Linked DNA regions of Homo sapiens: region 2 is linked to region 1. A link is a contact called in ENCODE Hi-C or POLR2A ChIA-PET data. All regions are on one chromosome and are shown on one strand. Each heading gives the region's core, a stretch centred on a gene start or an enhancer-like site at or near the end of the contact. The rest is flanking DNA. Distances are from core to core; before and after follow the strand shown. Region 1 overlaps CPA5 (carboxypeptidase A5). Region 2 overlaps CEP41 (centrosomal protein 41).

What was found. A loop is a pair of places that touch in the nucleus more often than their neighbours do. ChIA-PET counts read pairs that join two places held with the same protein, here RNA polymerase II (POLR2A). Pooled maps may share reads with other maps.
Region 2: a loop to region 1 is called in a map of transverse colon, with 9 times the contacts of the local background. The contact joins two enhancer-like sites. A Hi-C loop is called at or near these places in 6 of 168 maps with a recorded cell type or tissue (ascending aorta, naive thymus-derived CD4-positive, alpha-beta T cell, natural killer cell and 3 more) and 8 of 50 pooled maps. POLR2A ChIA-PET finds 5 or more read pairs at or near these places in 8 of 52 experiments (A549, AG04449, AG04450 and 5 more).

Annotation. Positions count from the first base shown.
Region 1 is chr7:130,354,491-130,359,517 of GRCh38, reverse strand. All of the region lies in intron 5 of CPA5 (carboxypeptidase A5), which reads right to left. Among named protein-coding and RNA genes, the nearest start is that of CPA5, 12 kb to the right of the region's middle. Within about 2 kb of position 3,222, at least 26 of the 41 ENCODE cell types and tissues checked have a DNase peak (open chromatin) inside an H3K27ac peak, as active enhancers do.
Region 2 is chr7:130,389,999-130,395,440 of GRCh38, reverse strand. CEP41 (centrosomal protein 41) reads left to right here. Exons shown (of 11, transcript NM_018718.3): 11 at 1-1,670. Among named protein-coding and RNA genes, the nearest start is that of CPA1, 12 kb to the right of the region's middle. RefSeq lists an enhancer at 700-759. Within about 2 kb of position 2,225, at least 5 of the 41 ENCODE cell types and tissues checked have a DNase peak (open chromatin) inside an H3K27ac peak, as active enhancers do.

The DNA.
Region 1 (5,027 bases), core at 1,973-4,472:
CTCCACTGGCTGTGCATAAAGACAGCAGCAACACAGGAGAATGAGCCACCATGAGTGTGAACTGCACAACAGAAGGAAGGTCCAGGTTGCTGGCTGATTCTTCTGCCTGGCAAGCTGGCAGTCATGCTGCCATTTCCCAAATGATCACAGGGCAAGGAGTCCAGAGAGCTGGGTTCTAGGTCTGCCTCTGCCACTAACTGGCTGTGGAATTTACTGTGGCCTTAGTTTCCTCAGCTTGAAAATTGGGAAAGCAATATCTGCCTTGCCACCTCATAGGATAAAATGTAATAATGGATTTGAAGGTGTTTTTGGGGGAAAAAAGGTGCTCACAGTCTACTGCCAACATTGCTTTTGCACTTAATAAACACTCTGTTGAGTCAGGACCCAAGGTGAACCATGTGCACTGACCCCCCTGGGGGAAGCAGAGGGTTCCTCTGACCCCCAACATTAACTCCACTTCTAGGAAACAGCCTAGACAACTGGTATCCAAGCCATTCAGAAAGCCAGGCATGGCCAAAGTCAGTCCAAATCAATATGATTAATGTGCCAATGGTCTTTCACTTATCTCCTAAACACAAGTCTTGATGAGCCAAAAGCAATGTCCTTGGGTATCAACGTGGAGTCAAGCATTCAAGCCTTACATGGTACTTCCCGCTGCCCATACAGAGGGCAGTATAATGCCTGGTTGGGTTAACCACTCACTCACTGCTCAGACCACCTACATAATCTTGGGACATTTTTCTCTGCTTGGGTCACAGTGAGATGAGCTAGTGTCCTTCACCCAAGCCCATGCCCTTATAATGGCATCCAGGAGCCAAGGCACCCCAGGATTCAGCACAGACTGTCCAGTGTGGGAAGTACTCAGGTCGTCTGCCACAGAGGATGCTGAGAAAGCATCCTCATTAACGCGAGTTGCCCTTTGTTTGCAGCACTGGGCCACAACTAAGTCTTGCTGATAACTTATTTGGGGCTAGAGCCTTAGTTGACCAAGCTTCTTTATGTTCATGATCTCACTTGATCTGGTCAGATGACCTGAAAACAGGACAGAAATGAGCTATTTCTGTTTTAGAGCTAAAGCAGATTGGAGTGGTAAAGGGACTTAATGGCAAAGCTAACAAGTGGTGGAGGTGAGATAAGAACCAGGCATTCTAGTCTGTACCCTTGGGTTCCTTAAGGCCAACTATCAAAACTAAAGGCCAACAGTAATAACACATATGCAGGTTGGGCATGGTGGCTCACACCTGTAAACGCAGCACTTTGGGAGTCCAAGGCAGGAGGGTCGCTGGAGCCCAGGAGTTTGAGACCAGCCTGGGCAACAAAGCAAGGCCCCATCTCTACAAAAAATTAAAATTAAAAAATTAGTCAGGCTTGGTGACGCATGCCCGCAGTCCCATCTACTTAAGCTGAGGCAGGAGGACTGCTTGAGCCCGGGAGTTGGAGGCTAGAGTGAGCTATGATTGAGAGTGAGTTATGATCGTACCACTGTACTCCAGGCTGGGCAACAGAGTGACACCCTATTTCTAAACACACACACACACACACACACACACACACACACACACACAGAGGCACAAAAACACACACATACACAGATATGTTTATGTCTGTGTGTATGCATATGTGTGTAGACAGAAAGAGCATGCAAGTGTTAACAACAGCTAAAAACTCCATTGTACTATTCTTTCAATTTGAAAGATTTTTACAATGATGAAAACTCAAGGACCCCTGAGCATAAGAATGCAAGATACTAAAATCCCAAAAATATAAACCAAAATATTCGCAATGCCTGCTAAGATAGAAGAAGGCAGATTTGGAGTAAATTTTTTCTATCCTCTATTTTTACATTTTGGCAATGTGCTTATACTACTTCAATAAGAACTTTTTTTTTTTTTTTGAGATGGAATTTCTCTCTTCTTGGCCAGGCTGGAGTACAGTGGCGTGATCTCGCCTCACCGCAACCTCTGCCTCCCAGGTTCAAGCGATTCTCCTGCCTCTGCCTCCCGAGTAGCTGGGATTACAGGTATGCACCACCACGCCTGGCTAATTTTTTGTATTTTTAGTAGAAACAGGGTTTCTCCATGTTGGTCAGGCTGGTCTTGAACTCCCAACCTCAGGTGATGCACCCACCTCAGCCCAGAACTTTTAAATGAATAAATAATAGCAAAACCAAAAGCCCTAATGGCTGCTGTGGAGTCTTCCACCCCCGTCAGGAAGAGCGGTGTCCCTCCCCGCCCCACCTGCCACAGATGAGGCAATGCCTAATGACTCACTCATCCCCGAGGCCTAGTTGGCTTGCTTACAACGTTCAGGTTCATAGATTTAAAAATGGGACTGGAAATTGATGTTTGGGGCTCACTTTATTTTTGAGCACCAACTCCATGCGAGGCAATTACAGTTGCGATGTTTTCCAGCTGCACTAGCTGGCCAGGGGCAAAGCTGGGATTGCTGGGTAAGTTAGATGTGGCCGGAGGAGCCCCGGTCCTCTCTGGCCCTTCACAAACACTTCTGGGAAGCTCTAACAAAAGGAATTTGTCTTCTTCCCAGGAAGCTGACCCAAATCTCAACAGCCTACCATGACCAATGTGTGCCAGCCACTGTGTGCCTGGTGCCATCAGCTGTGACGAGCAGCTGCAAGGAAGACAGCAGCCTGCCAGCTGTGAGGACAAGGCAAAGGGTCTCCAAGGATCTGGTGGAAGCCTGAAGTTGGGGTGAAAGTGGAGGACAGGGAGGAGAAATCGGAAAAAGAAAGGACTAGAAGACTCAATTTTCCCTACACAGCCTGGGACACCCACAGGAAGACAGGACCCAGGAGGCTGTCCTTTGTTCCACACAAGAGCTTGGAGGCAAATGGGAAGTCAGCACCAAACTGCAAATAACTTTCCAGACACCCTCACAGCCTTGTGAATGGAGGTGACACCCTCTTTCAAACTGGGAATTCTCAGCCCTCACAGCTGGCCCCACTTCCAGGAACAGGAATCTGCCTTGGCCTGGAAAATGCACCAGCGTTTGCTCCATTCCTGGGGCTGGGGGAAGGGGATGGGTGACGGAAGAATGCGGTCAGGCCACAGGCTGAGGAATGCCTAATGACAGCCCTGTCAGGCTTCTCAGGAAAAAACAACAAAACAAAGAAACCAACCAACTCAGAAGTAAGCCATCTGCCTCCCTGGAAGCCATAACCTGACAGGGAAAGTAATACCTCAGTGTGAATTAATTTACGATGAGTCAAGGAAGGATGGGGGCCCTAAGGGAAGAACAGTCCTCCCGGGTTGGGCAGGGGAGGAGGTAGCAGGGCCCCAGTGCTGAAGCTGAGGCGGAGGAGAGCAGATCTCTCACAGCCGAACTCCAGCCACAGATGCAAAATGGACGCAGCTCATGGAAACAGAGTGGGTTGGGGGCTCTGGGACAGCAGCCGCTGCCTCTCCTCCCACGTTCCTGGCCTTCTCTTCCAGGTCTAACATCTGCAGTAGCAGCTATGTGGCCAGTAGCAACTCCAGTCCTGTGGCACTGGATGTGGGGGGTGGCTGCTGATCTGAAGTTTTCAGAATGGACCCCCTCAGAGGTCAAGGCCAAACCACAAGGCTTCCCTGTCTAAAAGGCAAAGTTAAAGTGCCACACAGACAACAGTGATGACCACTGAGGGGACAGATGCCTTGAGAGTGGAGTCTGAGGGTGCGGGAGCTCAGGTTAAACCCTGATCCTGCCACCAACTCCATCAAATTACTAACATCTCTGTGCCTCAGTTTCCCCATTGTAAAATGGAGGTCATGTTATCACATACTTTATCACATACTTTAAAATGTTCTCATGAGAGCCAGGCGCAGTGGCTGACACCTGTAATCCCAGCACTTTGGGATGCCAAGGCAGATGGATCACTTGAGGCCTCCGGAGTTCAAGACTGGCCTGGCCAACATGGCAAAACCCTGTCTCTACTAAAAATACAAAAATCAGCCAGGCGTGGTGGCGCGCGCCTGTAAGCCCAGCTACTTGGGAAACTGAGGCAGGAGAATTGCTTGAACCCAGGAGGCGGAGGTTGCAGTTAGGGGCGATTGTGCCACTGCACTCCAGCCTGGGCGACAGAGCAAGACTCCATCACACAAACACACACACACACACACACACACCAATGTTCTCATGAGGATTAGAAGGGTTAATACATGCTAAATGCTTAGACTTTTGCCAGGCATGTAGTAAATGCTAGTGAATGTTAGCTATGATGATGAGGAGGAGTGTGACAATGATAAGGAGGGTGATAATAACTTTGGGGTGACTCCAGGGCTCTGTGATGGAGCATTACAAGGCATGACCAGGAAGTCTGGGTTTCTCCAGAGGTAGGATAGCTTCTGTAGGACTTGGAGGGCAGAAAGCCCCCATTAATGGTCATCTGGGGGAGTCAGTCAGCACCTGACTTTCATGGGGCCCAACAGAGGGGCCTGGGTCCTCTTCTTCTGTCCCTACCCCCATGATGCAGGCAGCCTCCATCTCTCTTAGGGTCTTGCCCATCACTGCTGCTGTCTTCCCTGGCTTCTCCTGCAATCTTTCCTGTTGTCTTCTTCTCCTCTCTGGAGCTGCCACTCACCCACAGACCAGCCAACAGCATTTCTACCTTTAAAACTCTGCTATTCAAGCCAGGCATGGTGGTGCACGCCTGCAGTCCCAGCCATTCGGGAGGCTGAGGCAGGAGGATCTCTTGAGCCCAGGCGTTCAAGGCTGCAGTACGCTATGACTGTGCCTGTGAATAGCCACTTTACTCCACCCTGGGCAATATAACAAAACCCCATCTTAAAAAACAAAAACAAACAAACAAAAAAACCTCTCGTGGTTCACGCCTATGATCCCTGCACTTTGGGAGGCTGAGGCAGGTGGATCACTTGAGGCCAGGAGTTTGGGACCAGCCTGGCCAACATGGTGAAACCCTGTCTCTACTTTAAAAAAAAAATTAATAATAATAATACAAAAATTGGCCAGGGGTGGTGGTGTGTGCCTGTAATCCAAGCTACTCGGGAGGCTGAGGCATGAGAATTGCTTGA
Region 2 (5,442 bases), core at 976-3,475, 37 kb before region 1:
GTTCTCAGTGTCTTTAATGTGTGTTTATTTTCTTCCCAATTCTTTCAAAGATTTAACTCCCACGATACTTTTTTTTCCCCAGGAAACACCGCAAATGTGTGGAATATAATTCACCAGTTTAATTATGTGAGCATGTTGAGTACTTACATGCAGGTCCATTAATTTTTCACTAACAATTATTTTTTCATGCAAAAGCAATAAATAACATTGTGCTTCCAAAATGTTCAGAATACATTTGGGTAGTAATACTTTCCTAGATTTACAATAATTATTGAAATTATTATTATGACATCTTTAAATGGATACACAGGTCAGTTACAACATAAAAAATGTAATGGTGGAAATTTGTCAGCCTTGAATTCAGGCAGAACAGGATTCGGTGCATGATTTTATGTGTTTTCGAAACGGTGTCTGTCACATTGTGATCCCCTGATGGCTCCCCTCTCTGTTGCTGATCCTCTTTGTTCTGTACAGAAGCAAATTCTCACCTGTGTAACATCCTGAAGCACCTGGTAAAATGTGAGGCAAAGAGAGGCCACTTCTCAAATGCTGTGGACGGATGGGCTGCATCTTTTAAAGGATATCAATATGTCTTCCTGTTGCAATTATTTTGACTATAAGCTCCCAGAGAGTGAAAATCACCAACCCTGTGACAGTGGCCCTTAATAAGTGTTCATGAATAAATGAATTGAACCTGTCAAGATTGAAGTTTGGATGTGATGCCCACTGTGGTGGCCACTCAGTGCTAGTCTGTCATTCTGGAGACCCAGAAAGCTCGTTATCTTCTGTCCCCCTTGTGTATCCTGCCTTTGTGGGCGAGGCATTCAAAACCCTGAGGTTTTTAGATCTCCCTCTACAGGAAGTACCCAGAGAGCTGCTGGGGGTGTTATTACCCTGTCTCTGCCAGGCTTAAAGTATCCTCCCAAATTCAGCACGCAAAGGTCACACACCACCCCCATCTTAAGAGTAGGTTTTCTCTTTTGTTTCAAATCTTGAAGATTTCCAGAAAATAATAATACTAGCCAATGTTTGTGGAGAGCTTACTTTGCTCCTAGATTCTTCATTATATGTTTTGACCCATTTAATTTCCACAACAGTCTGATGAGGCAGGCACCCCCATTTTCAGATGAGGAGACTGAGGTTCGGGTAGAAATTAAGTGACTCAGGTTTGCCTTCAGTCTCTGACCAAGGGTTTGAAAAGCCAGGAGCCAGCCTGAGAACTGTGGCTCCAGAGGGTGTTCTTTCAGCCACTCCGCTCTATGCTTCTCACTCTGGGTGGGCACAACCATGTTCTCCTTTGGTGATGCCTCTAACTTACCGTGAAAATGTACCTTTCCCTTCGCTATTGGCTTCCCTTCCCTCCTAGTCAGCCGAGATTCTTTTGAAAACTTTCCTCCGCTTGCCTGCACAAAAGGCGATGGAAATTCAGGAACTGAAACATCTGCTCTGGGGAATGCGTATTTCCACATTTCCACCGCCTGTGTCTGCTGTCTTATCTTGAAGACAGGTGCTCCAGGGCTTCCGAGGTTATTTTGTCTGTTAATGGACACCTTGCAAAGTACCACTTAAGGAATGAGAATTACAAACTTTTAATTATATTGTAGGGGGAAAAAAGTAGGCTGTTTTCCTGATAGGTCTAGCCATTCATTCAGTAAACCATATTGATATGATTTGTGCCTGATCTTTTCTTTCCTTTGTGGTGATGTTTCTGATTTCGGCTGAAACATAAGTTGCATGAATTGGCGATGGCCATAGGCCTGAGTTCCCGGGGGAAGCAGAGGCAAACCTCCTTGCCCCAGTCCTTGTCAGCAGAGCCCTTATTCTACTGCACTCTTCTAAAAATGTAGCCAATACCACTACTGTGGTTAAGCAGAAGACTTTCCATTTTCTCCTTTTAGTTTGGCAATAAACATTTGGCAATCCCAGTCTCTGAGGTTGTTGGATGATGCTCAGTGTTTGAGTTGCCAAATTAATGCAGATCCTGAAAGCTTTGGGGAATAATTCATTACCCTTTGACAGTTTTTTAGATTTGACGATGCATGCTCTGTGCTTTTCTGAGAGCTTCTCCTTGATTTGGCCAATTTGAATGTTACGGTTAGTCATATCAGCTTCATCTGAGTAGCATCTGGGTCTTAGTGTGTTCACAGAATGATGTTGCTGTAGTCCTTAAAGCAAGAGTCCCTGTGCATCTTCAAATCCACCTCATCCCACTCGCCCTTGCAAAACAATTGCCAGGGTGATGAATCGCCCCGCACTGGATGAAGGACCAGTGAGGTCATATCTGGATTGTATTCAATGACATTCCCATTTTAACTTTAGGCCAAAGACAGAAAGCTAGCTGTGCATATCTGAGTGTTAATTCAAGAGGCTACCCTAAGGATTCTCATAGATCACCAATATTGGGCCCACAGGCCATTAGAGAACCATATGTAATGGTCTGAGTAAAAAGTAAAATGAGTTCATTTGAAAATAAAGATTTTCAAAGGCCCTGGGGAATAGGCATTAGCATAATCAATTCCCAAGATAGCTACAAGAACTGAATGTGAGCAGGAAGGGGTTTTGGGAATTTTCATCAAGCTACAACAAGGGGTAGGATGGGGAATGGCCCCCAACTGCATGAGCTGAGTAATCTCTTCCTTTGGTAGAAACACTGCTGCTTCCAGCTGTATCTTGGAGTGTGAATTTTTCTGAAGATAAGACAAACTGCAGCGTTCCGGGCAAGATGATGAAACATTATACCGGAGCAGAAAAAAATGAGTTTAGACAAATCAAAAGAATCTGAGTAAAAACTAAGATGGCCATTTAGCTGTTTGATGTTGATAATACACCGATGTTAGGTAACTTTACACACATGTTATCTACTGTGTTCGAAATAGCTCCCTTCACTCCCTGCCCGTTATAAAAGCTGATTATAGAAGCTCATTGCGAGAAATGCTGAGAAGCATAAAAAGGAAAACTACCACCACCACTACCCAGGTTAATCATTATTATTATTGGGGGATATATCCTTCCAGGAAGAGAAAGAGAAGGAGAGAGAGAAAGCATGTTTGTGTGTGTGTGTGTGTGTGTGTGTGTGTGTGTGTGTGTGTGTGTCTTTTAAACAAGATGGGATCCAGACTCAATATTTTGTATCCAGCTTCTTTTTTAAAACAACTGTATTGTATAAATCACATACCATAAAATTCACCCATTTTAAGTGCACAACTCAATGATTTTGAGTTAAGTTTACAGAATTGTGCAACCATCACCACAATCCAGTTTTATAACATTTCCATCTTATAGCCAGTTTCTTTCACTTAGTATGTTGTGAACATTTTTCCATGTCAACACAGCCCTTAATGGTGTCGTGTTGTTCCAGTGTGTGGATGTGTCAGATCAGCATCAAGACTGGTAATTATCTAGGTTTTTTGTTTTTTACTTTTCCAATCTTGTACATACATATTTTTGAATCCATCCAAATATTTTTATAAAGTAAATTCTTCCATGTGGGTTTTCTGGATCAAAGACACAATACATTTATAATTTTGATTTATATTGCCAAATTTGCCCTCTGGGAAGGTGGTGCCAGTTTCTGCTCCACCAGCACTACATGTTAACACTGGAGTCATCAGTCTTTTTATTCTTTGCCAATCTGATGAGAGAAAAATATCTTCATTTCTCCTTAATGAACAAGAAATCACTTAGAGGATCAGTGTCTTTCATACATGTATTGATTTGTGTTTCTTCTTAGTGGAATTGCCTATTTTTCTTTTGAAATGTTTGTCTTTTTCTTTAACCCTTTTTATTATTTTAACCCCTCAAGGTTATTAATACTTATTTTCATATCAATACTTTCATTTTTAAGTTGCAATATTTTCCAAAATTGTCTTTTAGGTTATTAATACTTATTTTCATATCAATACTTTCATTTTTAAGTTGCAATATTTTCCAAAATTGTCTTTTAGGTTATTAATACTTATTTTCATATCAATACTTTCATTTTTAAGTTGCAATATTTTCCAAAATTGTCTTTTAGCTTTATGTTTTTACTTAAGAATTTTAAGTGTCTTCACCCATAGATTTGTAAAAATGTGTATCTACAAACAAAATGTAAATCTCTTCCCATACTTGAAAGTACAAAAAAAAAAAAAACCAACAACTTTCTTGTCTCCATTTAACAAGCATTTATTATTTTTTAATATATTTCTTTCTTTTTTTTTTTTTTTTTTTTTGAGACAGAGTCTCCCTCTGTCACCCAGGCTGGAGTGCAGTGGCACAATCTTGGCTCACTGCAACCTCCACCTCCTGGTTTCAAGCAATTCTCATGCCTCAGCCTCCCGAGTAGCTGGGATTACAGGCATGCACCACTGCCCAGCTAATTTCTGTATTTTTAGTAGAGATGGGGTTTTGCCGTATTGGCCAGGCTAATCTCAAATTCCTGACTTCAAGCAATCTGCCCACCTCAACCTCCCAAAGTGCTGGGATTACAGGCATGAGCCACCACACCCAGCCTAAAATTGTTTTTTTTATAGAGACTGGGTCTCGCTGTGTTGCCCAGGCTGGTCTTGAAATCCTGAGCTCAAGCAATCCTCCCACCTCAGCCTCCCAGAGTATTGATATTACAGGTATGAGCCACTGCACCTGGCCAAGCATTTATTATTATTGATATTAATACCAATATTATTACTGTGTGCTGTGCACTTGGCCAAGCAGTGGGGGTTAAATGGTGAACAAAACAAAGCAATCCTTGCCCTTGTGCAATTGACATTCATTCATTGACTTCAGCTTTCTTAAGACTTACTCAACTCTGGGAATTCAAAATAACTTGCACAGGGTGTTTTCAGCAAGCCTACAACATACAGATCATAACATTTATGAATTCACTAATAAAAGTAGAGAGCATTCACTCAACAGGTATTTATTAGGCATCTATGTGTCAGGTACTGTTAACGCTATTGGGGATTGAATGCCAAACAAGGTGGTTCCTGCTGTCGGGAAGCACAGTTTATTTTAAATTAAGCAATTCTACCATCAAAGTCTAGTGCTCCAGTTTTATAAAGTGATAAATTGTCATGCTAACTTAATATTTCTTCTCTTATCAGTCTTCATTAAACAAAAGGTGATCAGCTTCCTACTCACTCAAACTAAGCAGTTAAAATGGGTTTTGAGAAGAGAGTTATAATGTCGTTATATAGATTGAAGGGAAGCATTTTCTAAAAGATAACTTGAAGAGGGTGTTATCAAATCTTTTAGGTCATCTTTCTGTAAAGACTGAAACACCATTTTACCTCGTCTCATAAATTTACATGTTTATACGTTTATGTAAATGATATAATGTAATAATGTAACAAATACATACAAAATGTAACAATACATACATAGAGCCTCATCCTTTTTTTTTCTTTTAAGAGACAGGGTCTCACTTTGTTGTCCAGGTTGGAGTGCAGTGGTGCCATCATGGCT